Regions from separate parts of the Mus musculus genome. Here regions 1, 2 and 4 are each linked to region 3. A link is a loop called in an ENCODE intact Hi-C map of the cell type or tissue named here. Cell type or tissue: left cerebral cortex. All regions are shown on one strand. Links, peaks and the distances in the headings refer to the core of each region. The heading gives the core; the rest is flanking DNA.

What was found. A loop is a pair of places that touch in the nucleus more often than their neighbours do. Peaks named below come from ENCODE experiments on the same cell type or tissue, not always from the same donor. Only the 100,000 strongest peaks of a DNase experiment are listed, where the experiment ranks them.
Region 1: it touches region 3 in a loop (7-fold over the local background); 24 of 42 quality-filtered maps call a loop at or near these places.
Region 2: it touches region 3 in a loop (2.4-fold over the local background); 8 of 42 quality-filtered maps call a loop at or near these places.
Region 4: a loop joins it to region 3, with 11 times the contacts of the local background. A loop is called at or near these places in 17 of 42 quality-filtered maps.

What each region holds. Positions count from the first base shown.
Region 1 is chr9:123,447,097-123,454,554 of GRCm38, reverse strand. Lars2 (leucyl-tRNA synthetase, mitochondrial) reads right to left here. Exons shown (of 21, transcript NM_153168.3): 15 at 1,710-1,810; 16 at 1,162-1,344. Among named protein-coding and RNA genes, the nearest start is that of Gm40586, 13 kb to the left of the region's middle. In left cerebral cortex, for the core only: a CTCF peak has its summit at 4,174 (motif pointing left); DNase peaks (open chromatin) are centred at 4,162 and 5,766; H3K27ac peaks cover 304 bases.
Region 2 is chr9:123,363,897-123,371,354 of GRCm38, reverse strand. Lars2 (leucyl-tRNA synthetase, mitochondrial) reads right to left here and starts at 4,428. Exons shown (of 21, transcript NM_153168.3): 1 at 4,248-4,428. In left cerebral cortex, for the core only: CTCF peaks have their summits at 3,527 and 5,270; DNase peaks (open chromatin) are centred at 3,675, 4,457 and 5,259; H3K4me3 peaks cover 1,495 bases; H3K27ac peaks cover 1,028 bases.
Region 3 is chr9:123,521,835-123,529,292 of GRCm38, reverse strand. No RefSeq gene overlaps it. Among named protein-coding and RNA genes, the nearest start is that of n-TRacg2, 3.9 kb to the left of the region's middle. In left cerebral cortex, for the core only: CTCF peaks have their summits at 3,961 (motif pointing right) and 5,412 (motif pointing right); DNase peaks (open chromatin) are centred at 3,957 and 5,487; H3K27ac peaks cover 194 bases.
Region 4 is chr9:123,155,500-123,162,957 of GRCm38, reverse strand. It overlaps Clec3b (C-type lectin domain family 3, member b), which reads right to left. Exons shown (of 3, transcript NM_011606.2): 3 at 5,526-6,211. The coding sequence ends at 5,811. Gm23323 (a small nucleolar RNA gene) reads right to left here and starts at 587; the gene lies at 455-587. In left cerebral cortex, for the core only: CTCF peaks have their summits at 3,445 and 4,341; DNase peaks (open chromatin) are centred at 4,360, 4,993, 5,845, 6,008 and 1 more place; H3K4me3 peaks cover 488 bases.

The sequences.
Region 1 (7,458 bases), core at 1,117-6,116, 74 kb after region 3:
CTGGGATGGGCATCAGCGCACTGCCTTCAGGTCAGCAAACTTGCTGTGACAGATATGCCTGGGGCTACCAGGGTGCTTAAAGGTAGTTGCCACTACTAGTGAAGCTGGGATCTCATGAGGACAGGTGACAGTGGCAGTGGCAGTGGCAGTGGCTGCACAACATGCTGGGGAACAGCCCTGCAGCACAGCCAGCTGACAGCTCCTCACCTCGCCAGGTGTGTGTTAAGTATTCCAAACATGTTCACGGACCTGGGGAAGCAGAACAGGTCACACTGGTGGCTCTGGGTGACACAGCTGACCAAATAAGTTGGGTATAGATAGACGCCTAAACTCTGACTACTGGGTTGTGTATTCTCAAGAGTGGGGACACAGCGGAGACAACTGGAGGCTTGTGAAAAGCAGATGTGGAGACTTGCCCATGTAGAAAGGAGAAAGTTGAGCTACTGCCTAGGTCCTGGGTTCTACATGTCCTGCCTCTGTTACTTAAAGGTAGTTTGTTAGGGCTTTCATCTGCCATGACTGTCCAGATCCACTGCTATAAGACATAGGGAGAAACCAGACAATCCTCAGATAAAACGGACTCCTCCCACAGTCATTGGCTTTCACTCCCCAAATCTACCCCAGGCAGATCATAAGGGCAAAACCAAAGCTTTGGAGAAACAAATCTCGTGAGGGAAGTCAAGCAGCAGGGAGTGGCTGGTAGGCTGCATGTGGTCCCCGTAGCCAGGCATCATCTTGATTGAGGGAGGAGGACTGTGTTCTAGAAAAACTTTTCAAGGAATGTTAAAGAAGACTGGCCTCTTTGTAGTTCAGCAGGCCTAAGTAAGCCCAGAGGGTTGGTCTTTAAGGAAACAGTTGTCCAGAGGCCTCACATTATCATCGGCACAGAGCCTGCAATGGTGTGGATTTCCGGGCCCCACCACCAGCAAGTGTAGATTGAGGACTGGGAATGTGCACAGACTCTGGGACTCCCCTCCACCCCCATCCCCACCACAGGGACCCAAGGCCCCTGAACAATGGAGAGCTAGTGCCTTGGAGAGGGACAGAAGTCTGGACAAGATGACTTCTAGAATTCTCTATTACTGTTTCCAGCAAGAAACACTTCCTTCCCCAGTTCCTTCAGAGCCCAGGGCAGCCTGTAAAGGAAGCAGGCAGACTCACTCTTTACATCCCACAAGATGTCCTTCTCAGGAGGGGCTGCAAAGAGGATGTAGAGCCGGATTGTGTCAATTCCATATTGGGCCACAATCTCCTCAGGGTCCACCCCATTGTGTTTGGACTTGCTCATCTTCTCCCACGTCACCTCTAACTTCTCTTTTGTTTTTGCACAAACAGGAGCAGGACCTAGATGCCAAAAGAGTATTCAAGAACAAGACATGATGGGCAGGGTAGAAATTCCATATTTTGAACTTTGCTTCGAGGCCTGTGGGCAAAGATCCTGGAAGACTCCGCGCTCTGAGTCTGAGGCTCTCTCTAGCAATGGGCTGTCAAACAAAGCTAGACAAGGTAGAGATGTCCAAGCAAACACTCTGTTACACAGGATGGGGCTGGGTATCAGGGTATAACCAGTCCCAAGAACAGCCTGCAGAGGCCTTACCAGGATCTTAGACTTTACACCCAGGTGGGGTCCAATAGCAGATACTAAAAGCTTCCTAAGAGCTTCTAGACCTTCGTTCTTACCTGTCCGAGCCAGATTGGGCCCTCCTTACCTGTGAAATCTATATCCTCCTTCTTCAGACACTGTCCAGATGGAAGGCGGAATGTCTGTCCCTTAATGAGGCCTTGGGCCAGTAGTTTATGGAAAGGTTCCCTGAGGAAAGATCACAGGGAAAAAAGAGAGGGGGAGATGGAGCAGCCAGGACTCAAGGCATCCAGAAATCATCACTATGGACCACACCTTAGAACAGGATCCTGGGATATGGTGTTAACATTAAGTCAGAGCAGCAGCCAGGTCCACTTTGCACTGAGCTGAGGTGGAGAGAGCACAGGCCTCAGATCTGGAAGGCCTGGATCTCACCAACTTCTACCTGAGCCACAAAAGCCACTTCCTTGCTCTGGGAGTCCAGTTTGCCAACCTATAAGATGGGAGGAAGAAAAACTTGCCAAGTTATGGATGGGAAGATGGGTTCAAGTGACTGCATGAAAACAGAGCCCGTGTCAGCTGCCCATCAGGCACAGCACAGAGGGGCCAAGAGGGAGTACTGAAGGCTGTCCTTGTGAAGGGTGCTTACTATTTCCCTTAACACAGGACCTGCTTAGACTGTCTTAAAGTTTTAAATCTAATGAGTTGGACAGGAATGGGTCATTTCTGTTAAAATCAAAGGATTATCTACCTGTTCTTCCTAGCCTATTACACTCTAAGGAGACAGCTACCAACAGCTGGTGTGTGTGTTAGTTGCATATCACGTGTGGTGGTTTGATCAGGTTTGGTTCCCATAGACTCATGTGTTTAAATGCTTGGCCCATAGGGATTGGCACTATTAGGAGGTGTGGCCTTGTTGGAGTAGGTGTGGTTTTGTTGGAGGAAGGATAACACTGCGGGGGTAGGGCTTTGTGGTCTTATATTTGCTCAAGCTTCACCCAGTGTAGAATTCCAGTCCCCCTTTGCTGCCTTCAGATCAAGATATAGAACTCCCAGCTACTCCAGCAGCATGTCTGCCTGCACACTGCTATACTTCCTGTCACACTGATAATAGACTGAACTTCTGAACCTATAAGCCAGCCCCAGTTAAATGTTTCATGTGTAAGAGTCGTCTTGGTCAGGGTGTCTCTTCACAGCAATAAAACCCTAAGACACCATGAGAAAACAACATGACCAAGGCAACTTATAAACAAAAGGATTTAACTTGGGGCTCATGATTGAAGAGGGTTAGAGTTCTTGACCATCACAGTGGGGAAGCATAGCAGCAGGCATAGTAGGTCCTCCAGAAGAGAAGCCAGTGAACATAACTGCTGAGCCATCCATTGTTCCAGCCTGTGCTCCAATAAACTTCCCCCAATCCCTCTGACAATGTCTCGCTCTGAAGCCTTGGCTGGACTGGAACTCTCTATGTAGATTAAACTCGGAAATCTACCTACCTCTGTACCCTGGGTGCTGAGATTAAAGGCATGCACCACCACAGTCACTACAATGGTTTATTCTTAAGAAACACTCAAATTCTTTACCCTATATTATTTTATTTTCGAAGAATCTGCCTGATTCACTTGATGCATTTCAGCAAGTAATTCCAGACACCATCCTATGCAAGTATTTCATGTTGCTCTGGACAACTAGAGATTCGTTCAGTTATACTGCCATGGCAGACCTTCCAACATCCTAGCTCTGGGGTGCAACGTCACTGACATGGGGTTGGGGGGGAGGGGTGGGCAGGTATTGGGAGCTTCTACTCAGGGAATCAGAAAACCAGAAACCTAACCACAAGTTATAAACCAGAATAGTCTTGCAGGCTAATCCCAGAAGATCCTTACTTCATGTTCAAGGTTATCTGATTTAGGCGAGTACTGGCCCAAGTGGCCCCTGCCCAACAGCTATGGGTAGGTAGTAACAAGGAGGAAGACATTTTCTAGTAGATTCAAGAGAGCAGATGGGGCAGACAAGAGAGTGAGAGAGATGAGGGCCAGGAATATTTCTGATTTTTGTGTATATCAGTCCCATGCTGCACCATAATTTCCTCAGGGTCCAGGTGCTAAGTACATGTTCTGCCTGAGATGCATCCCACCGTCCTGTTCTAAGGGCTTTTAGTGAGTATGTATGTATTTGTGTGTGTGCACACGTGCATGTAACACATGCATAGGAGTAGATGGAAACAGTGGTGGGAGACTGGAGAGATGGCTCAGTGGTCAAGAGCAGCGGCTGCTTTCCAGAGGTTCTGAGTTGAATTCCCAGCACCCACATGGCAGCTCCCAACCATCTATAATGGGATCTGATGCTGCCTTCTGGTATACAGCTATGCATGCAGACAAAGTTCTAAAACAAGTAAATAAAGTAAAATAAGTAAATAAATCTTTATAAAAAAGAAGCAATGGTGAGAGATAGGGCACATTTACAAAGGTGGAAAAAATCAAGTACTGTTAACATTCAAAAAGAAACGCTGTTATTTATTATCTATCATTGGGGTTTTGTTTGGTTTTGTTTTTTATATAATCAAGTGACCCACCACTGCCACCTTCTGGGGATGTGTAGAATTGCAACTTGCCAGCCAGACCCTAGAACTGTACTCTAGCTTTTAAATCTCCCTCTCTCCCTTTCCCTTCTTTCTCTGTCTCTGTCACTGTCTCTCTCTCTCCCTGTCTCTCCCCCCTCCCTTTCCATCTGTCTTTCCTTCTTCCCTCTCTCCCCCTTTCTTCTTCCCTTTCCCTCTCCCCGTCCTCTCCCTTTCTCTTTTCCTCCCTCTCTCCTCTCTTCTTCCCTCTCCCTCCTCTTCCTCTCACTGTCTCTATTTCCACCTCCTCTCTCCTTCCTATGTTCAAAGAAAACTGTCAAATGACATTTAACAGTCACACTGAGAAGTACACTAGTTCTGGGGTAGGTACACCTTGATGAATCTTCATGACAGACACCTGTGTAAACACAGACACGCAAACAGCACCTAGCATGCCGACCCACTTCCCCCAGGCACTCTGTCTCCTCTGCCACCTGACTAGTTTGACTACTACCAGAATCACTTACTTTTTTATTTCAAAATTACTTCAAACAGTTTCTGAGTGAGGGCCCAAGGCTGTCCACACTGGTCCTTTTCCCACAATTGGCAGGTCTCCTGTAGAACAGCTGCACCAGGACTAAGACTCTGATAATGAATGTGTCTCAATCTCTGAAATTTATGCTACTAGATCCATCTAGACCCCAGCTTCTCCAAGTTACAGCCCAGCAGGCACTGTCTCAGACAGATGATTTAGTATAGGGATGATAAAACTTGGCATGGGAAAAGGGGTAGGAGCTGGAGAGATGGCTCAGTAATTAAGAGCACTGGTTGTCCCAGTGATTGCCAGCACCTATAAGACATCTTACTGTCTTTAACCCCAGTTCCAGGGATCCAATGCCTTCTTCTGGACCCTGGGGCACTGTACATATGTGGTGAACAGACATGCACACAGGCAAAACACCCACATAAGTAGAATGTTTTTAAAATTGCATGAGTTCCAGTGGCCTGGCTATGGTCCCCCAGGCTCCCCTGAGCCTCAGCAGCACTTCATTTCTGCAGACTTCTCTGAGCCAATGTGATTCTCCTAGAAAGGCAGATGTGGTCTACTAAGAATGAGAATGAGAGACTCTTGCATCCCAGTACTGTCTTCCAAGAGCAGGAGGGTGGCCCAGATTCTCCTGACCCCTTCAATTGCACCTTGGAGGCAGATTTTTTTTTTTTTTTTTATCAACAGTGAAATATAACCTGTGTAAGCAGGAAGACAAGTGCTGGAATCTTCACCGTTTCTAGGTTAGTCCAGGTTCCTCCTCTGTCCTACCTTTAAAGGGTGGAAAGAAGGAAGAGAGCAAGCAAGCTCAGGATATTCTAAGCATAGATTGACAGGTTACTTTTAGTGTTATTTATAATGAATACTGAAGCCCTGGACAGACAGCTGCCCACTCCTCTGACTGCACCAGGTGGCTGCTGATGCAGAACCAAGAAACCAAGTTGAGGCCTGCCCTCACCCAAAATTACCAGGATCCTCCCTGGGTCTCCTTTTTGCAGACTATATTCTGTAAATGGCTGCTTTTTAAAATTATTATGTAATCACTGCCAAAGTCTGGCTGGGTGTGGTGGTGCACACCATAAATAATCCCATGGCTGGCTGTGGTGGTGCACACTATAAATAATCCCAACACTGAGGGAGGAAGAACAAGAGTTCTAGGCTGGTCTGGGCCAGGTGGTGAGTACAGAAAAAAGGAAAACACATAAAATTACCATGAGACCATGACAGTAAAAGGACACAACCCACAACCAGCAAATCTGTTTTCACAGATACAAAATGCAAAATGGACTGAGTAGCAGATCCTGAACCACAAGCATTTTAACTAATTATCTGATGGGCCCAGTGATATCAATTTTTAGTGTTCTGATGCAGAAATGTTGTTCTCATACATCAAAGTCTCTGGGGGTAAGAAGCAGAAGGCCAGTTTCAGGACTCAGTTGCACCCAGCATGGTTTTCATACAGTAGAGTTCTAACCAGAGCTGGCAGAGTGGATAAGGGTGGAGCCTCCAGCACCCTCATTCTAACGAAGCTAAATCTCTGTCTGCTTTATGGAGAATCTGAAGGTTATAGACGTAGTTTTAGGTTGAGACAGGGCCAATCCTACTACCTTTGCCCTCTGAGTAGTGGGATTCCAGGCATGTACAAAAGTCAAACATTCTTATCTATCAAACCATTTAAAATAGGGCAGGCAAGATGACTAAGTGCCTGAAGATGCTCGAGGACCTCAGTTCAATCCCCGGGACCTACATGGTGGGAGGAGAGAACTGACACTGCAAGTTGTCTTCTGAACCCCAAAGAAAACAGACAAGCACAGGCCCACCCTCGTGCACACACACATAAACTAATACCTTCTCACTATGCAGCTCTCGAAGGCCTAGAACTCAAGAGATTTGCCTGCTTCTGTCCCAAGGTAGGGAAATATATATCTCTATCAATCAACCTATCTATCTATGTTGACCCAAGATTTCAATGTTAGGACTGACTCTTAAGATATACTTCCCTTTCTTGCTGAGAAATAAAACATCACTCTTTTAAAAAATAATAATATATTACAAAAATAAGTAAATGATTTAATCAATTATGACACACTATGCAGAAATAAAAAATGGGAAATATGTATGTTTTGATGGAGAAAACCATCAAAATTTCCACAAAGTCAAAAAAAATCAAAGACTCTATTCAAACCACCACAGTTATTTGTTAGCATTTGCCAGTAATACTGCTTTCTTTAGCTACTTCAATCAACAGCACACATATCTGCATACGCATTTCCTTTCTTCAGCCCTGTCAATGCCTTTTACATACCAAGTTTATTTCACTTTTCTATCAATTATATCATTTAAGTATTGTTTCTGCAGTTCTATGCTATGTTTATTTTCTTGTAACGGTATCCCATAAGCAATTCATAAGTTGATCATTAACAAATACTAAATATACTAATTTAAAATATTATGTGATTAATAATAAGTAATTCTTAAAATTTTATTTGATGTGTATGAATATTTTGCCTACATGAGTATCTGTGCACTCCATGTGTGCAGTGTGCACAGAGGCCAGAAGGGGGCACTGGATTTCCTGGAACTGCAGTTACAGGTGTTAGTCACCATGTGTGTCCACAGAATCAAACTGGGTCCTCTAGAAGAACAGCCATTGCTCAGAACTGCTGAGCCATCTCATCTCTCCAGCCCACGACAGCATGCTTTGCAATTTTAGATTTTAGTATAGAAATGGCCATCCGTTTATATATGAATTATATACTAGAAAGTGTT
Region 2 (7,458 bases), core at 1,076-6,075, 160 kb after region 3:
TAGCCAGGGCTATACAGAGAAACCCTGTCTCGAAAAACCAAAAAAAAAAAAAAAAAAAAAAAAAAAAAAAGAAAGAAAGAAAGAAAAAGAAAATATAAAGGTAATTCATGCTGCAAACACCAAATACACAAAACCCTCACAGAAAAAAGGGAGGCCTCCAAAAGGCCAGTTAACACACACCCTTCCAACAGCATAGGAGACAGTGGAATCCCTCCCTCTAATTTATCTAGCATATCAATTGCTATCTCTCTGAACTCCAGAAGAACTCTAAGCACATCTTGACTTAGCTATGCACTCACATACCACAAGGGATCTGAGCGCAGGTCTCCCAGAAGGACTACAAATTCTGAACAAAATTAACATTTTTCATATGTATAGTTGTGTGCATGTGTGTACATGTGTGTTATGAGTTGTACAGACCCTTATAGGCTAAGCCAAGAAATAAACATTACTTAGAAAACTATGTATTCATTTGGTTTTTCGTTTGCCAAATACTTATTGAATGATATTAGGTCTACACACTGTTCCAAGCACTACAAACATAGCCAAGGAGTCCCAGGCTGGGTGTGTAAGACACAGAGCATATGCTTACCAAGTGCCAAGTCCTGGATTCTATCCATAGCAAAGAAAATCCCCTATCAGTTGGGTTTGGATATTCTAAAATAGGTCAATATGACTATATAGGAAATAGAATGAACTACATGAAGCTGGCTATCATCAATTCTATATGGCCAACTTTATATAAGGAAGGCAATTGCATTTCTTTTAGGGCTTAGATTTGTATATTATTAGAACTATCTATGTGAGTCAGGGATTTTATGGTTTTTCTTACTAAGTAAACATTCTGAAACCACAATAAGTCAAAGACTGTTAGCAGAAGGCACCCAGACAGATATTTAACATTTCCTTCCTACATGGCACATAAGGAGAGTATTCTGGACTATTCTTTTTCATAAATAAATAGTAATAGGAAAATAAAATACAAATTGACCTGAACTGCTGTTTGGGACTTGTTCCCCATCATGGTGGGTAAAGTGCCAACGGGCAATCATCAACAGGAGCAACACGAATGCACAGTAACACTTACTGCTGGCCGAACATGGTGCTTTACATTGCACCAGGCTCTCTAACGACTTCTCCTTTGCTTAAACCAATGAACTAAAAACCAGTAAAATAGATCGGAGTATATACAAGAATTTAAAGCTCATGATGAATGCTGGTAAATGGCTCAGCTGGTAAAGGCTCCTGCTACCAAACTTCACAACCCAAGTTTGATCCCTAAGACCACAGGGTGGAGAGGTGTGTCCCATGACCTTTGTACGTGGCCATGGCAGACATGCCTTCAAACAAATAAATAATGCAATTAAACTTCATAAAGAAAAACACATGCAGATCAGAAAGTAATAAGGAACTGTCTCTGTGGCTTAGGTGGCTCAGTGGGCAAAGTGCTTGCTACATAAGCATGAAGATCTACATTCAGATCCCCAGCACCCACATAAAAAGCCCTACATGTATGGTGGCACTGTGCTTCTATCCCCAGCACTGAGGGTGCGGCTTGTGGAAACAAGAAGACCCCTGGAGCTTGTTGACCACCTATGTTAGCCAATTACTGTTTCAGTTTCAGTGAAAAACTAATGTAGAGAGAGAGATAAAAGACATCTAACACTGGGGAGCTGGAAAGATGGCTTATTTTACAAGAGTACTACAGCTCCTACAGAGCACTCCCAGGGCAGCTCAAACAATCTATACCTCCAATTTAAGGGATCTGATGTCTCCTGACCTCCAAGGGTTTCTGCACACATATGATACACAGACATGAACTCAGGCACATACAAAAAGACACATAAAAGAATTAATTAAATAAATATAATTTTTAAACGTCAAACATTGACCTTTGGGCTCCAATGTGTGTACTTATGTATACACATATGTACATCCAAATGAAAACAAAAATAACAGAATATCACTATATAGCCCAGGCTAGCCTCTAATTTTGTTCTTTTGCCTCAGCCTCCTCATGGGATTACATGTGCACCACCACAACTCTGAAAATGATTGATTGCTCAATGTATTTGAGAAAAATTTAAATTAGGGCTCCAACGCAAGCCATAAACTGGCATAAATCCCACTGTTTTGAAGGGATGTGGGAATTTGAGACAGGGTTTCATCTAGCTCAGGCTGTCTTTGAACTAGCATTGCAGACAAAGATGACCTTGAACTCCTGATATCCCTGCTTCTGCCTTCCAAATGTTAGGCTTACAGGCACCACAAACCATCAAACTTAGTTAATAGGAATTTTTTAAAGTACCACAATTAATCGGTCTTACTCCAAAACCATGAAATATCTATATACCAAAAATGTGTAAGTTGGTGGGGTGAAACATGTTGGTAATCACAGCACTAAGGAGGCTGTGACAAGAGGATCTTAAGTCCAAGGCCAGCCTGAGTTACACAGGTACACAGTGAGATCCTGTCTTAAAGAAAAGAAAGAAAAAGTTTGAACAAATTGCTAAAGAGTAAACAATTTGCTGAAGAAAAGTATTTGTTCCAAACTACAATGACAAAAGGTTATACAACTCCATAAAGAGTTCACATATGAGGAAAGAACCCCAAAAACATGTTTAAAATAGGCAAAGATATAAGCATGGAAGTATATCGCAGTGGTAGAACACTTGCTTTGCAAGTCTAAAACTCTGGATTCAATCCACAGCACCAGAAAAGGGGGATTGGTGCCCCAAGTGAGGGATAAGACAGAGGACAAAAGCTAAGAAACATGAAAAAAAAATCAACTTTACAACTAATCAAAGAAATAAATACAATTAAATATCTTGCTTATAGTTTTAATGAAAACAATTATGTGTATACACTATTGGTAGATGCAAATTAAGAACACCTCTGAAGCAATTTGGCAATGTATGTATGCCAGAGGAGTTAAGAAACTGTGATGTCTCACACCTGGAATGCCAGTAGCTTGAGAGGCTGAGGTAGGAGGACTGTCAAGAGTTCCAGTACAACCTGGGCTACCATGAGCTGTAGGGAAGCCTGGGCTATACAGCGAGACTCTGTCTTTAAACAAACAAATAAAGAAGAGGCAGGAAAGATGGCACAGCAGTTAAGAGAGCACACCGCTCTTGTACAGGATCCCCGTTTGGTCCCCAGCACTCACAGTGGGTGACTCACAATGCCTATGATTCCAGCTTCAGGAAGATCTGATGCCTCTGGCCTATATGGGCACCCACACTCACACACACACACAATTAAAAACAAGTCTTAAAACAAAAGCAGATTTGTTAAGAAAATCCAAAGACTAGATATATAAAACAGATGCTCAGCACATCAGTTCAATACCCAGCACCAAAAACAAAATAAAACAAGTAAATACTGTAAATGTGGGGGCTGGAGATATAGCTTAGTGGTAGAGTAATTCCCTGACACTGTTTGAGGCCATTGGTTCCATCCTGAGCAATGCAAAATAAAAAATAAAAATAAACCCCAAACCCTTAGGCATAGGTCCAAGATCACCCTCAGACTCTCCACTAGGGGAAGAGACTAAGAACAAATTGTCTGTGCTCATGCCTATGAATTTACAGAACTTTTAGATTTCAACCATCTTCTGTTCTTTTTTTACTTACTAGGCACAGCTCTGGGCCATTTCAAGTACCTGTCTACTGAAGTCTTAATAGGCATTGCCTCTTCCTGGCATCAAAAGCAGCCATTTTAGCAGAGGTTGGTGTGGATACAAACAAAACGAGTAAGTTAACACACACCTCACCCCAACAAACATGTCTTCTAAAAACACAAATGTCAGCAGACATGTCTTGTAAAATACTAATGTTAAACACACACACACACACACACGCTACTTCTAATTTCCTGCAGGATCTCAGGCAAGTTATTTCGTATCTGGAACTCCACCTTCTCTGTAAGCTGTGAGCCTGTTAAGATCCAGGCGACTTGTGAAGACCTGCGGGTCCTAATTAATACTGTGGGTCCCCCAAAGATGTAGTACTGATGGTCCTTTTCTGGGTCCAAACCCCCAACCCCGAAGAGAAGATCCAGGCACCCGGGGGGAGGTGAGTAGTAGAGGAGAATTCGAATACAAAGCCATGTGAAGATGTGCGTTCTCCGAGCAAGAGTCCGGAGCTGTCAACAGGGTCCATGGCTGAAAGAGCCTATAGACTAGAATCTCGGAGCTTTTCCCATTTTGTCAAACTCCAAGGTCCCGGGACTCCCGAGCCTGTCCGCACCTTCAGCTCCGGGGGCTAAGCGGGGCTTGTCTCTCGTCTTCCTGAGCCCCAGGCGGGGCTTTCTGCGCTCAGGCTCTGTCTGGCCAGCTGCTACCTTCTGCCTCGTTCCCCAAGCATTACACGAGCAAGACCCAGCCAGTCACTCTGGGCGCCGCCATGTTGGCAAAACAACAACTTTATCGAAAGGGGAGGCCGCGGACACAGACAGGAGAGGCGGAGCCAAGAGGGAAAGGCGAGATGCGGGAGAGACAGCGCTGACTCCGCCCCCAAGCTGCTCGCCCAGGGCTGACCCCGCCCAGGCCTCGCCCTCTACGCCTGCTATCGGTACAAATTCTGCTTACCGGATTGTCCCGGTCTTACAATTAGAACAGAAACGAGGGAGATGCTAAAGGATGAAGTGACAGGTGGTTAAAAGAGCTCTGGGGTGGTTCAAGGCCAGGGTTTGAATCTCAGCGTCACAGAAGCTGCTACTGGGCTGGCTTGTCTGACTTTTTGATCCATTATGGGCCTGGTGAGGATTGAAGCACTTTTCATCCATCATATCAGGTGATCTTCTAGCCCCAGGAGGAGAATTACCTAGCCCGGAGTAGAGCGGGGAACAAAATGTACTGACAGGAAAACAAGCTGTCTGACCTCCTTCCTTATGGGGTTAATGTGCCCCATCGCCCAGCACGCACTGCATGGAGCAAGAGCTTCTTGCCTTGTAATAAATCAAGGAATTGCAAAGGAACAATGGTGTAATTACACTCTATCTTTTAAAGGAAGAATCTTTTTAAGGCCACATGTGAGAAGTGTACTGAGATTTGCAAATAGTGCAAAATGGTTGCTATCCAGTAATAGCGGGGGGGTGGGGGGGGAGGGGGGAAACAATGTCTGAGTGCCATCTCTTCCTACAGGGCTAAAATCAATTGTAGCTTCACAGACAATCCATCCCGTCACTGTATGTATAATCTCCATCTTAGTTTCTGTCCTTACATGGGTCAATGCAGTCCATAAGGAGACCAGCAGGGGTGTACACTCCTACAGAATAAAACTTCATTCTGTGTGCCACCCAGGAAACATAGGAAGCTTTTGTCCATTTCCAAGACTTCAACGACGACAACAAAAACAGTCTCCTGATCATTTAAAGCTCAAAACACCAGGTTGTTCTAGACCAGCATCAAACCTCACCTGGAAACCAATTCTGTGCCACCATTGCCCTGATACAGTTCACACTAGGTTTCCACTGCACTGGCTTCCCATCCCCCACCCCCAGAAGTGCCCTCCTTCAATTTCAGCTGACTCTCCCCATACTCTTTCCCCCCACACAACCCCCTCCCATCCTCACCCACCCCCCCAATCCTCCCATAAAATCTAATCTACCTTCCCAGGTCGGTTCCTATGTCTCCCAAGACCCCTCCTCTTTACATAACCTCTCTGTTTCTAGATTGTAGCTTGATTATCATTTACTTAATGGCTAAAATCCTAAAATCCCCTTATAAGTAAATACATACCATATTTATCTTTCAGATTCTGGGTTACATCACTTGGGGTTTTTTTTTTTTTTTCTAGATCCATCCATTTGCTTGCAAATTTCATGATGTCACTTTTTTTTTTTTTTTTTTTTTTTTTACAGCAAATACTCCATTGTGAAAATGCACCACATTTTCTTTATCCATCCTTCTATTGAGGGACATATGGATTGTTTCCAGTTTCTGGCTACTATGAAAAAAACAACAATGAACATGGTTGAGCAAGTATCCTTGAGGTAGGATAGAACATGCTTTGGGTATAAGCCCAAGAGTGGTACGCTGGGTCTTGAGGTAGATGGATTCCCAATTTTCTGAGAAATCAATATATTGATTTCCATAGTAGCTATACAGGTTTGCACTCCCATGATGGAAGAGGGTTCCCTTGTTCCACATTCTGGCCAACATGAACTGTCACTTGTGTTATTGATCTTAGCCGTTCAGACAGGTATAAGAAGGAAGTAGTTTTGATTTAGCATTTCCTTAAGAGTTTCTCAGCCATTTTAGACTACTCTATTGAGAACTCTCTGTTTAGATCTGTACCTCATTCTTGAATTGAATTGTTGGGTTTTTTTGTTTTTGTTTTTCTTTTATTGTTTTTCTGGTTTTTTTGTTTGTTGTTTGTTTGTTTGTTTGTTTTTTGATATCTAGTTTCTTGGGCCCTTTATGTATTTTGGATATTAGTCCTCTATCATATGTGGAGTTGGTAAAAATCTTTTCCAATTCTGTGCCCTCCTCCCAGCCTTGAGCAGGCTGCTCAGACCTGGCTTGCCACAGTGCTAGTCCACCTAGGGTGGAGTCTTCTGACCTGGGTAAAGTCTTTTGACTGCCACGTCTGTGGTTTCCTCAGCTGAGAGGCTGAACCTGTTCTCCTGACACTATCCTGACAAAGCAACAAGATCCTGGCGTGGTAGGGGATGGGTCCCCCCCTTTATAAGCTCAGACTCTTAAGTAAACATTGGCCTTGATCAGAACTTTGTCTTGGCTCGTTATTTCTCTCGCAGCCTTTCCCATCCAAAACCCCATGTTTCCTTTCAGGAACCCGGGAACCTGTGGTCGCTGGTGGCTACAGTCTCCTTTGTTTCACAGAAGCTTTTCAGTTTCATGAGGTCCAATTTATTAATTGTTGATCTAGTGACTGCATTATTGGTGCTCTGTTCAGAAAGCCATCTATTACACCAAGGCATTCAAGGCTATTCCCCACTGTCTTCCCTATCAGGTTCAATGTATCTGGTATTATGCTGAGATCTTTGATCCACTTGGACTTGAGTTTTATACAGAGTGATACATATGGTTATATTTGCATTCTTCTACATGCAGATATCCAGTTTAACTAGCACCATTTGTTGAAGATGCTGTCTTTTTTCCACTGTGTATTTCTGGCTTCTTTATCAAAAAACCAGGTGTCCATAAGTGTATGAATTTATGTCTGGATCTGCAATTTGATTCCATTGATCAACACATCTGTTTATATGCTTTGAAATTGAGAATGGTGGGGCATCCAGCAGTTCTTTTATTGTTCAAGATTGTCTTAGCTATCCTAGGATTATTTTTGTTTGTTTGTTTGTTTTTCTATATGGATTTGAGAATTGTCCTTCCAATGTCTGTAAAGAATTGAGTTGGAATTTGATAGGGATTACATTGAATCTATAGATTGCTTTTGGTAGGATGGCCATTTTTACTATGTTAATCCTACCAATCCT
Region 3 (7,458 bases), core at 1,594-6,593:
CCCGGAGTTACCTAAAACGGTTTGCAAGTTTCCTAGCTCCCCTGTTCTTAAAATTGCGCAGGAGTCTGGAAATGTACTCTTACGAAAACACTCTTGAGAGTGGAGGTTTGCAATCAGGGACAGGGACATGCGTGGCCAATGTCTTCCCACCCGATGACGGAAAAATCTCACCGAAAGCTCCTAGCTGGTAGAACACAGACGGCACTGACATGAGAAGGGCGTAGCTTCTGCTCTTCATGATTGGTACAGCGGCCTTGGCTAGCTCCGCTTGCAAAGCCGACCTAGCCTCCACTGCACAAGGAAACCTTAAAAATTCGGGGATTTCGCAGTAAGAGGCCCAGAAAAACGAGTACATGAACATTTTACGTAAGACCTGAGATAGCCAGAAACAGATGTGACGAAGGTGGATCGGGAGCAGGGCTCAGCCTATTCATTAACCAGTCACTCCATGATTAAGTTGTCCTAGAAAACATACCCCACTCCCCAGGAGTTTATTAAAACTGTATCAGATAAAGGAAATTATTGGGGCAGAATTAGACCAAGGACCAAGGGGTGTGGCTCACTCCTGCAGTCCATACTGCTGGATATAGACCAGGCCAAATGGCTGCCTTTGCTTTCCAGAGTACTGGAATTTAAGGTACAAGATACCATACCAGGCTTCTACACTTCTGAGGATTTAGTTTGCTTTTAATGAAGTTATAGTGGGTTGTTTCTCGAGACCGGGTTTCCCTGTGTAGTTTTGACTGTCCTGGAACTTGCTCTGTAACCAGGCTGGCCTCCAACTCAGAGATCCCTGCCTCTGCCTCCTGAATACTGGTGTAAAAGCACGCACCACTACTGCCCAGCTAACAGTATTTTTTGTTTGCTCTTTAATTTTTTGTCTGAGATTTGAGATCATTAATATGCATTGTTGTCAGTTTTAGCACTTAAAAAAAATGAGGGTTTTTTTTTTTTGTTTTGTTGTGTGTTTTGTTTTGAAGGGTGTGTGTGATGTGTGTACGTGCAGAGGGGGGAGGGGAAGAGAAAGAGAGACTGACTGAGGCTGTCTTATATAAGACAGTGGGCCTTTACTTGGCTATGGAAATGGACTTGGAACTCTGATTCAAGCTCCCAAGGTGCTGAGGTTATAAGCAAGCACCACCAACCACACCTGGTTTAAGAGTTCTTGCTTTAAGATGTTCTATTTGGGTGGATAAGTGGACACTTTAAAGGTCCATCTCATAGGCATTTAGATTTTTGGTACATATTTTCAAATTGCTCTGTGGAAAAATTAAAACAATATACCCTCTGTCACCAGAATGTTTCCACACATGCTAATCAACATTAGATATTTATGAATACATATAACATATAAATTAGATATCCAAGTCTCATGTACTAGCATATACCTAAAATTCTAGAATTTGAGACAGAGAGGTGTTGATCTGGAGACCTTATCTTTAAAAAAAATAAAGCATCCACATACAAATATAAATTATAGTTTCTTTACAGCTTTCATAAGTGAAAAACAACTTCCTTTTTACTTTCATTTCTTGGCCTATTGATTATTCTCTCCTGGTGTATTCAATCTTTTTTTCTCACAAACTTGACCTTGAAAAGATTTTATTTTTCATTGTTTATCTGTGTGTGTGTGCTCGTGCAAGTGCTTTATGAGACTAAAAGTATGAGATCCCCCTTGGAGCTAGGTACAGCCAGCCAAGGCAGGTGCTTGAAACAGAACTCAGGTCTTCTGCAAGAGCACAGGAGCTCTTTGGTTGTTACACATTAGTCTTTCTGACAGTTTATTCTTTACCCTTTCCTTAAAATTGTTTAGTTTTCACTCATATATTCACATTTACTATTAGTATATAAGTGCTTTTTAAAATTTGTGCTTGAATTTACCTTAATCTGCTTATATTTTATCTTCTTTATCATCCTGCTGTAATTATCAATTCTTAAAACTTATCAAACTGATCAGTAACTTCATGCTTCTCTAAGCATTTTATTTAGATAAATTTAATCAACCCATACAACTTTATAAGGTAAATTCAGTTGTTATCCCATTGTAGCCCACACTTGTAGGTTCTTCATTCTTCTACCCTTCTCCACCCTTTTTTTTTTCTACCCTTTCAACCCCTTACCACTAGTTAGGTGAAAAAAGGATAGAGGGGAAAGGGGCTACATGATCGTTAGACTACTTCCTGCTGATTAGTGGTGTTGAGCTCCTTGGGGGCAAGTTTGCCATCAGGATATCGAATGTCTTTGAAGTGGAAACTTAAGGGTTCTTTTGAGAGTCAGTTGTGTTAGATGGTGTTTTGTTGGGGCAAACACGTAAAAGAGTGGTTTTTGTTTGTTGTTTTGTTTTTTTGAAGTGGACAAAGGTGAAAGACTAAGGCAGACTCAAGAAAGAACGTTTCACTAAAGCAGGCATAGGAGAGAGGATGTTCTGTTAAAACAAACACATGAAAGGACATGTGATGAGTCTTGTTAACAACACACATATATTGGGCAGTCTTATATAGTGTAGTTGAGCTCCATTTGTTGGGACTCCGTGCACTCCGGCTGATTGGATGCACACGCTGAGGCAGACCCTTGCTGAGGTAAGGCACGTGGAGGACACTTGATGTTTGGAGGGTATAAATAGGACTTGACAGAGTAACTGAAACAGCTTGGCTTGCTGGTACAGCTAGCTGTGTAACACTTGTGGGTTCGAGTCTTTGCTGATCTTTGCTTCCCTGAGAGAGGCACAGCTGAGAACTTCCCTTGATGTTTTTGTTGGTCTCTCCTGTTGACTCAAGTCAAAGCTGAGGTTGGATATCTCTGTTAGGTTGTATCACCATTACTGTTAACCAGACTCTATCAAACTAGACTATTGGTGTATCTATGAAGTGTTTGTGAGTGGATCGAGCTGTCATTATCTGTTAACCTGTGAACTGAACTGTCAATTTTCAGACAACACAGACGGGAGTTGTTCAAAAGAACTTTTCTAAATAGGTCCACTTTTTTTTTTTTTTTTTTTTTTTTTTTGAGACAGGGTTTCTCTGTGCAGTCCTGGCTGTCCTGGAACTCATTCTGTAGCCCAGGCTGGCCTCGAACTCAGAAATCCACCTGCCTCTGCCTCCCAAGTGCTGGGATTACAGGCATGCGCCACCACTGCCCGGTGTGGAGGTCCACTTTTTTAATATCTTTTTTCCCCTACTATCTTTGGTGGGTGGTGGGCTATAAGAGAGGTTAAAAGATTTTAAAACCACCATTAAAAATAAGATTTTAAAAAATTAAAGTTTTATTTCTTCTTGTTGTTATTTCTTCTTTGCACATGACTACTTAACAAACCACAAAGAGCAGCAACCAACAGCATCCAATCCCCAGACAGCATCCAATCCCCAGACAGCAACCAATCCCCAAACAGCATCCAATCTCCAAACAGCAACCTATACCACCTCTCGGGGCCCTAGCATTTACCTCTGAAAAGCCCCTAGAACTTCAAACATCACAGAATTGGAGAAACTATCTGCTGCTGGTAACACCGTGCCTCTGCTAGACCACAAGGCACATAGTCACCTGATAAGAAGCACCCCTAGATCCCCACATCTGTGATTAAAATGAAAACATTCCCATATTTGAGTGGCTTTAAAAAAAAACAAAATTACAAAATTACAAAATTCTTACTACATCCAATTTTTCCAGAAAAGGAAATTAAAGTTTCTTAAGGTCATGAGCTCCTGATTCTAAAGCAGGCCAGATAGAGGCTGAGAGGACTCCCAAAGGACCCCACAGTGGGCAGGAAGGTGGTCGCATGTTTTTAGGTATGTCACTTCATTTCTATCCCTGATTATCCTTCAACTCACCAGGTCTCAGTTCACTGGATAGTTCATCTCTCTTTAAAAAAAAGATAGATCATCATCTTTAAAAAAAAAAAAAAAAATTTAATGTGAGTGCTCTGCTGCATATACATCCTCAGGCCAGAAGAGGGCACCAGATCCCCTTATGGATGGTTTTGAGACATCTTAACCGGCTGAGCCATCTCTCCAGCCCCATCTCTTTTAATAAAATGTTATTTAATTTGTAGCCTGTTTCATAAGGCTTCAGTAAGAGGATACTTCCAGTTGATTAGCCACTGGCCTTCAGAGGGCTCCTTCTCAGGCTCTCTAAACAGGTAAAAACTCAAAAGTTTGGCCTTTCTTCACCAGTTAACTAAGGCTTCCTTGAACATCCAATGAGACTGAACAATGGAGAGTAATTCAGACAGAATTTGGCATTCTCATGTGTGCGCATGTGCACATATGTGCATGTGTGTGCGCGCATGTACACATATGTACATGTGTGTGCATGTGCACATATGTACATGTGTGTGCATGTGCACATATGTACGTGTGTGTGTGTGTATGTGTGTGTGCACATGTGTGCATATGCATGTGAAGGTCAAAGATGAGGTGATTTTTCTCAGTTTATGCCTACCTCATTTTTTTTTTTGGAGTATGTGTATTATAAGTCTGCACCACTTCTAGCATTTTTTTAAATGAATTCTGAGAACCAGACTCAGGTCTTCATCTTATATAAAAGCACTTTACCAACTGAGCCATCTCTCCAGCCCTCTTCTGAGATTTTTTTTAAAGATCAAACTCTAGTTATCAAACAAGCATGTTCAGAATAAGAAATCCTTAAAGGTGAGTAAATTACAAGTTTGCATCTTTAGCCAAATTTCCATGTAGTGCATCTGTCTAACTTACAGATTGCTAGCATCAATACCACCCATTTTGCACTGTAGTATCTGCCTACTAAGTCCCTAGACTTGTGGATCTTCCACTCCACACAACATACTATGCTCTAGCCATTTGTCTTTGAAACTTTCTCATTGGGTGATACATGTATGTAGCATAGCAGTAAAAGAGTCTTAAACTATCTAACACACTTGTGGGAAACCACATTACTCATCTTCCCTAGGAAGTACCACATACCTAAGCTCTTCTGAAGGAGACCTTCACAGTATATGACCCCTGACCTTTTTTTGGCACCCAGATTCCAATCATGTTGCTGCAGGTACACACATGGGTATTCACTTTTAGGGAACTCACTCAGCACTGCCTGAAGGAAAGTCATCATCTAGCCCATGGGTGTTACTTCATTTCCACCAAGCCCCACCCCAGCCCCAAAGAAACTTGTTTTAATCCAAAGTAGGATGAAGAATAGTCCCAGAATGTTTATGTCCTAATACCCAGGATCGATGATTATATTATTGTGCAAAGCAAAAGGGCATTTCAGATTAAGGATCCTGAGATAGGGATATTGTTCTAGATTACCTGGATATGCCCAATGTAATCCCAAAAGTCATTCATTTGATACAAGAAGGGGGCTCAGAGTGTACAGCCCCAGCCACAGATCTAAAAGCCCCTCGAGCTGAAAAACTTGTTTGAACACTTGGTTCCCAGTAGGTGGCGCTGTTTGGGGAAGTTGTGGAACCAGTGGGACTGTGGTCTAGCTAATGGAAGTGGGTCCTTGGGGGCAGCCCTTGAAGGTAATCCAATTCTGGTTCTTCCCCAACACTGCTTTCTGATCAGCTAGGATGGAAAGCGCTTCTGCCTCATGCTTCCACTGCTACTGAATCACCAGTCATCATGCCTTCTCTGTGTCCCTTGAAACCATGAACCCGAATAAACCTCTCCCCCTTACGTTCCTTCTGCCAAGCATTCTGTCACAGCAATGAGAGAAATAATACTGGGGGCAGAATGAGTCTTCCCTAGCATCTCTGAAAGCATCTGTGGGTAACCTGTAGGAGCCATTTCTCCAGAACTATAATACATTTGTGTTCTAAAGTATTTTATTAGAATATAATAGGAACCAATACAAACCCCAACAGAGAGCAGTGACTAGGTCCTCCTCATAGCCTCATGAGAAGGTTTTACAGACAGGCTTTAGTGGAAAATACCATAAAAAATGACTTACACTCCAGCAGCCAGAGGGGTCAAGACATCTCTCTAGATGGCCATCTGGAATGGGCCTGGCCTTGGTCCTACTGTTTACTGGCCACTCACTTTGGAGGGTACTTCCCTTTCGTGTCTACAAGAGGAGGAATGATAAAGAACATAGGGTGTGCAGAATAACGCCCAGTGGAGATATACAGTTACTACTGTTTCAGGCATGGAGCTGAACAGGTTTCTTCTAGTATCTTGGCTCCAAGGTGTTCAAATGCCTGAGGGTGGTTGGTAGATGATGATGATGGTGATGACGATGGTGATATGATACCACTCCTCACTCCAAGTTCCGGGGTGTCATGATGATAGAGTGATATTGACAGTGGTAGAAGCATTTATGAGATGGAAACCAGCATGACTTCTGTGGTGTTTTTTTTTTTCTTTTAAGAATTATTTATTTTATGTATATGAGTAGTTGTCTTCAGACACACCAGAAGAGGGCATCAGATCTCATTACAGATGGTTGTGAGCCACCATGTGGTTGCTGGGATTTGAACTCAGGACCTCTGGAAGAGCAGTCACTGCCCTAAACCACTGAGTCATATCTCCAGCCCCTGTGATGGTTTCTATATGCTAGGCCCAGAGTGTGGCACTATTAGAATGTGTGGTCCTGTTGGAGTAGATGTGGCCTTGTTGGAGTAGGTGTGTCACTGTGGGTGTAGGTTTTAAGACCCTTGTCCTAGCTGCCTGGAAGCTAGTATTCTGCTAGCAGCCTTCAGATGAAGATGTAGAACTCTCAGCTCCTCCTGCCCCATGCCTGCCTGGATGCTGCCATGTTCCTGCCTTGATGATAATGGACTGAACCTCTGAACCTGTAAGCCAGCCCCAATTAAATGCTGTTCTTATAAGAGTTGCTTAGGCCATGATGTCTGTTCACAGCAGTAAAACCCTAACTAAGACAACTTCATATCAGAACTTTTTTTCTCGTCCAAAAGCTAGTCACACGCCCCCCACTTTCCCACACCACTACACCTGGCATTCTTACATGGATTATGAGAACTGGGCTCAGGTCCTCATGCAAGCACTTTACTGACAGAATTCTCTCTCCGCCTGAGAGGTTTTACAAGTGTATTCTGCAACCAGAGTTTGGAGTCAAGTCTCACACTAGTCTTTGCAAGGGATCTAACTGGTAGACAGCACTTTCACCGAGCGAGAAAAGGGTACTCAGAGCAGTATTTAATGCCTGCAAAGGACTGTGGATTCTGAATCTTAACAATCCCGTTTTGTATTTTGTGTGATTGAAGGCCATACGGAGCCATGGAAGTACTGAAAGTATTCAAAACATTTTGATTCTTTTGCCTGCCTCCTGGGATTCAACACTCGACCCTCACAGGACTCAGCTGAAAGGGGTTCACATAGGCACTAGCAAGAAGGATGGAAAGTCCTGTCATACTTAACATGTAGCCAGTAACTTTGTTAAGGCTGAAGGCTCTTCTGAAACCTATGGTCAGAATAAGGAGGGTGATAGCAGAGGCTAGCCCTGGAAGTGAGATTGCCTCCATCTCCT
Region 4 (7,458 bases), core at 1,471-6,470, 370 kb after region 3:
GACCCCAGGGCCAGCTCTCCCACGATGCCCAGGTGAGGGGTGGGGCCAGTTCTGCACAGCCCTCAGACATCAACATGTTTCCAGGCAGCCCAAACCAGGGACCTCTGCCTGGCCTTTGGTGGTAACAGACCCCTGTTGCTGCAGGGCCACAGACCTGGACGCTAGTGGCAGCACAGGCCAGGATCCCACCATGGTCTCTGGTGGCATTGCTGGATATTCACAACAAGCTTTTCCTCACTACCCTCAAGTCTCCAGTTCTGCCTCTCTCCATTGTGCCCACGTCCTTCTGTTTCTCTTTCTCTTTCATTTCTCCACCATTTACTTGCTCCTCTTAGTGGTGCCTGGGGTCTCTTGAGTGTCTGGAGTCATCTCAGGAGTGGCCTCAGGAGTGCAGTGTCCTATTCTTGCATTATGGTGCTGGGCAGGGGTCATCTCAGGCTTGTTTTCTTCAGGGAGTGTTAGGCTACTAATCATTCAGATATTTCCAGGTCAGAACGATGAGCATAGACACAGCCTCTCTCCTCTCTGCCACCTACTGATGCACATGTGACACAGGAGCCACTCACTGCAACACTTCTAGGGGAAAAGGTACAAGTTTCTTAATCACTGGATCTGTTCAGGGCCTGCAAGAGGCAGATGCTGAGATGGGGTCGTATGTGAGGGAGATTTCAAAAAGGAAGTGGCTGCGAAGAAAGGGGTGGGGGAGCCTATATCATGAGAAACAGAGAAATGCAAGGGAATGTGGCTGTTTTATATTTATTTATTTTTGAGATAAGTCTCTTTATGTCAGCCAGGGAAGAATTAAACTTGCAGTCTTCCTATATCTGCTTACCAAAGGATAGGATTTCAGGGTGTCTGATCCTGGATCGAAGCTGAGACTTTGTTTTGTTTGCTTTGTTTGGTTTTGTTTTGCTTGGCTTTACAAGACAGATTTTTTGCTGTGTAACCCTGGCTGTCCTGGAACTCACTGTCCAGACTGGCCTCCAACTCAGAGATCTGTGTCTGCCTTCCTAGTTCTGGGATTAAAGATGTGTGCCATCATGTCTGACTCAGCAAGAGATTTTTGTTGTTGTTTGTTCGTTTGTTTGTTTTTCAAGACAGGGTTTCTCTGTGTAGCCTTAGCTGTCCTGGAACTTACTCTATAAGCCAGGCTGGCCTCAAACTCAGAACTCAGAGGTCTGGCTGCCTCTGAGAGGTTTTTAAGAGCCTCCATTATATATCCTGAGTTTTAATGTAGGAATGTGCTTTCCTGATAATTCATATTAAAGGACAGAATTGAAATCTTAATCATAAACCATCTTAGCTAGTGCTTCATGGGTCTTTCAGTGGCTCCCTTCATCAGGGGTGATTTGGGGCCACAGGTCACATTGGCCATGTTTTCAGACAATATAGTTGTCCAAATGGGAGCAGCTACTGATGTTTTGGGTGGGCAGAGGTCAAGAACACTGCTAACAGCCTTCAACACACAGAATGCCCCATACCCAAGTGTCCACTCAGCCAGCAACAGCAACAGTGCTGAGGTTCAGGAGCTCTTCTTGGCTTCTAGGACCTTTTGCAAGAAAACCAGTGGAATAGGCATCTTGAGTGGGCATCAAGTGAGGGACATTCTACAAAGACCTGCTCGGTAGACATCTGCATTGTGAGCTTCCCCATGGAGAAGCTCGCTGAGCCAATCCAGTAGAGCAGAGCTCAGACAGCCCTGACCTAATACAGAGCAGCTGAAGTCAGGCTGCCTGAAGAATAACTTCTGTTCAGAGTTTTGCTGAAACTGGAGAAGTCTCACTCGGTGCCTGCAGAATCACAACCTGTTACTGATTGAAATGACAAGCACCCCACCACACACATACCTTGCAGAAGTTACAAAAACAATTCACAAAAGGCTTGGACGTTAAGCCCTGATGCCAAGCAAAATACTTTGCACTCAGTGACATCCAAGGCAGACATGCTCACGCCTGTCCAGCCATCCTGTCAGTGGAGTTTGGAATTTGAATTTTCTTTATTCAGAATTTTCCGAGTTTTGTCAACGGTCAGTAGAAAAGTTCCTCATAAACACTGGATAGAAACAGTGAGAGAACATTCTAGAAGTCTGCATATTGACATCTCAGAGACATTCCACCTAGAAAGTATGACCTGGAGAAATTAAAAAGAATGATTGCTGTTGTTTAAACTATAAAACACGTTAAGGACACCTCTAACTCCTATGCTCTGTGTTTCCAGTGCACATAAGCATCAGCTCTCGGGGAACCGTGGAACACTGTGGATGTCAGAGCACTACACGGACTAGATGGAGCCTGGATTCCAACTCTGTCCACTTTGTTCTCAGATGGTATCTGATATGCAAAAGGTTCTGCCCAGGCAATGAGACAGCATTGCCTGGATCTCCTATGACATCAGGGGTTAGGTCACCCGTGGGAAGCACATGAGGGTGGAGGCAGAAATATTTCCTCCTCATCTCTGCACTCTAGATGGTATATTCTATGGAGGCTGTGTCCTTCACTCAGACACATCTGTGGATCCACTCCACAACCACAACCCGGTCCTTCTGCCTCCCTGGCTACTCCTTGCTTTTGTAGAGTTCAGAGGACTACATTTTCACTTTGGCTGGCCCTGCCTTTGAGCTTGGCTCTAGCAGCCCAGTGTTCTCTATTGCAAATGGAACAGAAGAAACCACGGTTTTGAGTCTGTGTCTTCCCCCAAGGCCACAGGACTAGAAAGCTGCAGAGTTGGACTCTAAGTCAAGAATTCCTTCCTAACCCAGAGCTACTACTGTAAAAGAACTAAAAAGCTAGTTCATGGTTTACCCAGTTAAGAAAACCCTAACATTTAGAGCAAGCTCAAATTACCCTTGCTATTGACCTGGTATTTAAACTTGCCTGTCTTCATCCAAAACCACTTTCCTACTACATTGCTTAGCTTTGTTTGTTTGTTTGTTTGTTTATTATGTATATGAGTATTTTGCCTGTATGTACATCTGCACACCAGAAGAGGGCATCGGATTCCAAGGAACTACAGTTACCGGTAGTGGTGAGTAGCCATGTGTGAGCTGGGACTTGAACTCAGGAGCTCTGGAAGAGCAGCCAGTGGTCCTAAACACTAAGCCATCTCTCCAGCCCAGCTTAGCGCTACTCTTAACACAAAAATAGAAGAGCAACTCGAAGGACCAAGACCAACCTCGTCCTATTGTCTCTGAACTTCAAAACCCAAGAATTACACCACAGGAGCTGGGTGGGTGGGGAAGAGCGAGCAAGGCAGGTGCTTGGCCATCTTAGGCCCCGGGTTTAGGCTAGTGGACTGTTTGGAGGCGTACTTTGCACCCAGCTGCTTTCTACAGAGGACAGAATCTCACAGAGTTCATCTTCAGCCAGCTGAGAGACCTTAACCTTTCCTGTAGCAATGTAAAGAGTTGTATTAGTGTAGCTGTATTCACAGTGCATGAGACAACAGCGCCTCTTGGTGGAGAAGGAGGGAGTTGTTCTGAGAGTGGGTTTATCCAACTTGATATAACAACCTATGCTCATGGGTCACTGGCTCGTGAAAAGCAAGTAAGGAAGAAACTGGCATCAGGCCTCAGAAATAACCCGAAAACTCCGAATGGAATTGTATTTTTATACAATTCTGTATTTCCAATCACAAACACACCAACACCAAGTGCTGTCTCCCCTTTTAAATTCATTCATTCATTCATTCATTCATTCATTCATTCATTCTGTGTGTTTATGTTTCGCTGGAGTTTAAACCCAAAGTCTTAGGCATGCTAAGCAATCATTACAACACTGAACTACAGCTACAACAAATGCCTCCACCGGCACTTGCGAAAAATAAAAATGGAAACTGTTGGGGTGACTAAATTGGTAGGACTGAAAACTGTTTTATGACAGTGTTGAAACCTCAGAGACTTTTAAGGTACAGGTCAAAAGGGTTTCATCATTGGAAAGTATCTTGTATAGTGATCAGCTAACAACTTAGGCTCTTTGCAAAGGATTGAAAAGTAACAAATTAGCAAAATGATTCTCAGTGGGTCTTAGAGCAGCCCACCACGGGAAGATCGGGGGTTGGCCTTTGCGGAGGGAGGATTTCCTGAATGAAACCTGGAACTCAAACCCAGAGTCGACCTGGACAATGCAATGTTTCTTTCTTTAAAAAGAAAGAGAGGGAGGGAGGGAGGGAGGGAGGGAGGGAGGGAGGAAGGAAGGAAGGAAGGAAGGAAGGAAGGAAGGAAGGAAGGAAGACACAGCTGGGAGGTCAGGTGGACTGAGTTTGGAGTGCGCAGGTGTTCTAACCCTGAAACACTACAAGCTGATGAACAGGAAATCATTCTCTTTGCCACACTGCCCTCTTCCGATGGAAAAAGGCAATGTTTATCACCTGCCTAGATCGCCTTTCTACCAAGACCCACAGCTTCTTGGGAACAGCACGATTTCCATAATGGTGGTTAAAGAAATCTGACCAGAACTCTTTGGAATCAGAGCTCTTAGCTGGCTGACCATCCCGAGAACAGGCTTCACTCTTAACACTAACAGCTGTGGCTCCTCACTCTGCCCATGACTTGAATCCCATACAACGATGTCCCAGTGCTAGGCAGTCTGGTGGTGACATATACAGCTCCATACAAGCTTTCTCCTGCCCCAGTCAATCACACTATCATCAGAGCTGGGTCCACAGAGGTGGTCTAGGCCAGGTCACACTATAAGCCACTTGAGGAAGGGGAGGCATGAGGCTACTGTGTTTCATTTTTGGAGAGTTCTCGTCATGTGAGACCAGTATTCCATGGTGGTGGGAAGGCCCAGGCCTGTAGAATCAGCCCGGTTATAACAACACATACTGTCCTGGGTGAAAAAAAAATAAACCAGACTACATATAAGTTCCTGCAGTATGGTAGGCTCAGTGATTCTCTGTGCTGATAAGAAGCAATGTGGAACCCCTGGCTGGCTGTAAGCAGTGGGAGGGAAAGGAACACACTAGCCAGGCAGTGTTGGCAACTGTTATATTTGGCTCCTGGACCAGCCTCCTGGGACAATAGAGGCAGATGGGAATCTTCTTGGGAAGGCTTGATACTCCACTCATCCTTTACTCCACAAAAGCCCCCTGCATGCCTATGTTTCTCCCAGATGGATCCCCAACAAGAGAAGGGATAGCCCCACCCCATATCCCAAACATGCCTGCCAGAATTGGAGTGTGTGTTGTAGTCCAGCAGAGGGAATTAGTCTCTACAGAAAGCAGACTGGAAATGTGACTAAGGCTCTCCTGGGTTTGGGGCCAGGCTCCTGGGATCTTCTTCCCGCCCTAATCTGCCGACCAGCCAACTTCAGGAATTCTTTTTTTTTTTTTTTTTTTTTTTTTTTTTAAGATTTATTTATTTATTATATGTAAGTACACTGTAGCTGTCTTCAGACACTCCAGAAGAGGGCATCAGATTTCGTTATGGATGGTTGTGAGCCACCATGTGGTTGCTGGGATTTGAGCTCGGGACCTTCAGAAGAGCAGTCGGCGCTCTTAACCACTGAGCCATCTCGCCAGCCCCCAACTTCAGGAATTCTGCACCAACTTTATTTGCAAAAACCAAGCAGAGAGAGGAACAGAAGGTCTCCCCGCCCCTCTGGGCCCTGCAACAACTTGTCTCTCCCTGAGAACCACCAGGCCCGCCCCACTCACCAATGTTCAGCTCAGCCCCAACGCCCCCCCACCCCACCCCGCCCATATAGCAAGCTCACAAGCCCCACCCTTCAACAGCCTTCTGCTCTTTGTGGTTCACACCCCTCCCTGGCCCAGGCCCAGCCCCTCCGCTCCGGGCTGGGCTAGTAGCGGCTGTACTACACAATGGCAAACTGGCAGATGTAGGGCAACTGATCGCGGCATCGCTTGTCGAACCACTTGCCGTTGGCTGCGCCAGACAGGGCGGCGCAGTTCTCGGCTTTGCCGCCGTCGGGTTGCGTCGTGATCTCCGTCTCCCAGTTCTTGTAGGCCAGGAGGCCGCCGGTCATGTCCACCCAGGCGCCTTCCGCGGCCATGTCGTTGAGGCCCAGCCAGATGTTCGCATCGTTGCCCACGCTGTGGCGCGCGTACTCGAACAGCGCCTCGTTCTCTAGCTCTGACTGCGGGGTGCCCAGCGTGCCCCCTTGCGAGATGCAGTCCTCGCTCGCCTCATGGAAGGTCTTCGGTTGGGTGAAGGCCAGGAGGCACTTCAAGTTCACCTTGGTGCCCTTCAGGCACACTGAAGGGAGAGATGGCTGTCACAGAAGGTTTGGATGCTCCGAGGCCAAGAGACCTCTTCCAGGCTGACTCCCACCCTTCACCCCATCCCATCCATCTCCTGAAGCCTGCTTGCTCTCGCCTCAGGACCCTGCTGTGGCAGACCCTGAAGAGCCCAGTAAGAAGGGACATGGTGCCCTGCTCCTGGAATGGACACACCTCTGCTGCAAAGGGCGACCTAGCCAGGGTCACTGACTTCCAGAGATAAAGGGAGTGAAGAAGTCACCTGGTCCCTGATAGTTTCCCCTCCCTGGGATCAAGCTACTAGCTCATACTGCTAGACATTTACCTACTAGAACTAGAGACCCCACTCTGGTTACTTAGTATCTACCACTCCTGTCTGAGGGCCAGCAAGCTTCTACACAGGGGATCAACACAGGGGACCTCTGCTCAGACCAGGTCCCTGGCTGGGTGAGTGGAACTGGGACTTCAGGAGCATTTGTGGAAAAAAAAAAAAAAAGATGGTAAGGAATGGCCATTTCAAAAACTACTCTAAACTAGAGTGTTCAGTGCAACACTGGTCTCCCAGGTTAGGAGGAAGGTGCCCATGGTGAGCTTGATGTTGCAGCTTGTGTTTAGCTTAATTTCTGCATCAGACAGATGGAGTGTGTGGTTTTTGCTGCGGGGTCACATATGTCAGAGCTCCATATTGGCCCTGCCCCTTGCACTTAGCCATTCCACCCAGCGAATATTAAAGAGAAACATTCCCATGTCCCTGAGGGATTTGACAGCTAGGCCTCATAGAAGTGTTTAGTCACAGACTCTAAAGCACACCCACAACACACAGATGCATCGTATACACAGCCCAGAGCCAAGCACACACAAGGTATGCTCACGGCACACTATAGAACAGAGCAAGGTCACAGGGTGGGTAGAGAATGAGAATAGACACATGCAAGATGACCGTGATGGAGAGGGACAACTAACTTGAAAGAGGACTGGCCTGGCAGAGTGGATGTCCAGTCTGTTTAGGCTTCCCCAAGCAAGAAAGTAAAAGCTGGCTCTCCTGGCCACTAGAGTGCCCAAGCTATGAGGCCCTGGTCCTGCTTTGCCACTCCCCAGCTGGGTGACCATGAGAATCCCTCTGCCTCAGACCATCTTTTATTTTTTTAATATTTTATTTTTAGAAGTTTTTTATGTGTATATACATGTACCTGTGTGAGTGTATATCACATCTGTGTGGGGTTGTCCTCAGGACAGAAGGCATTA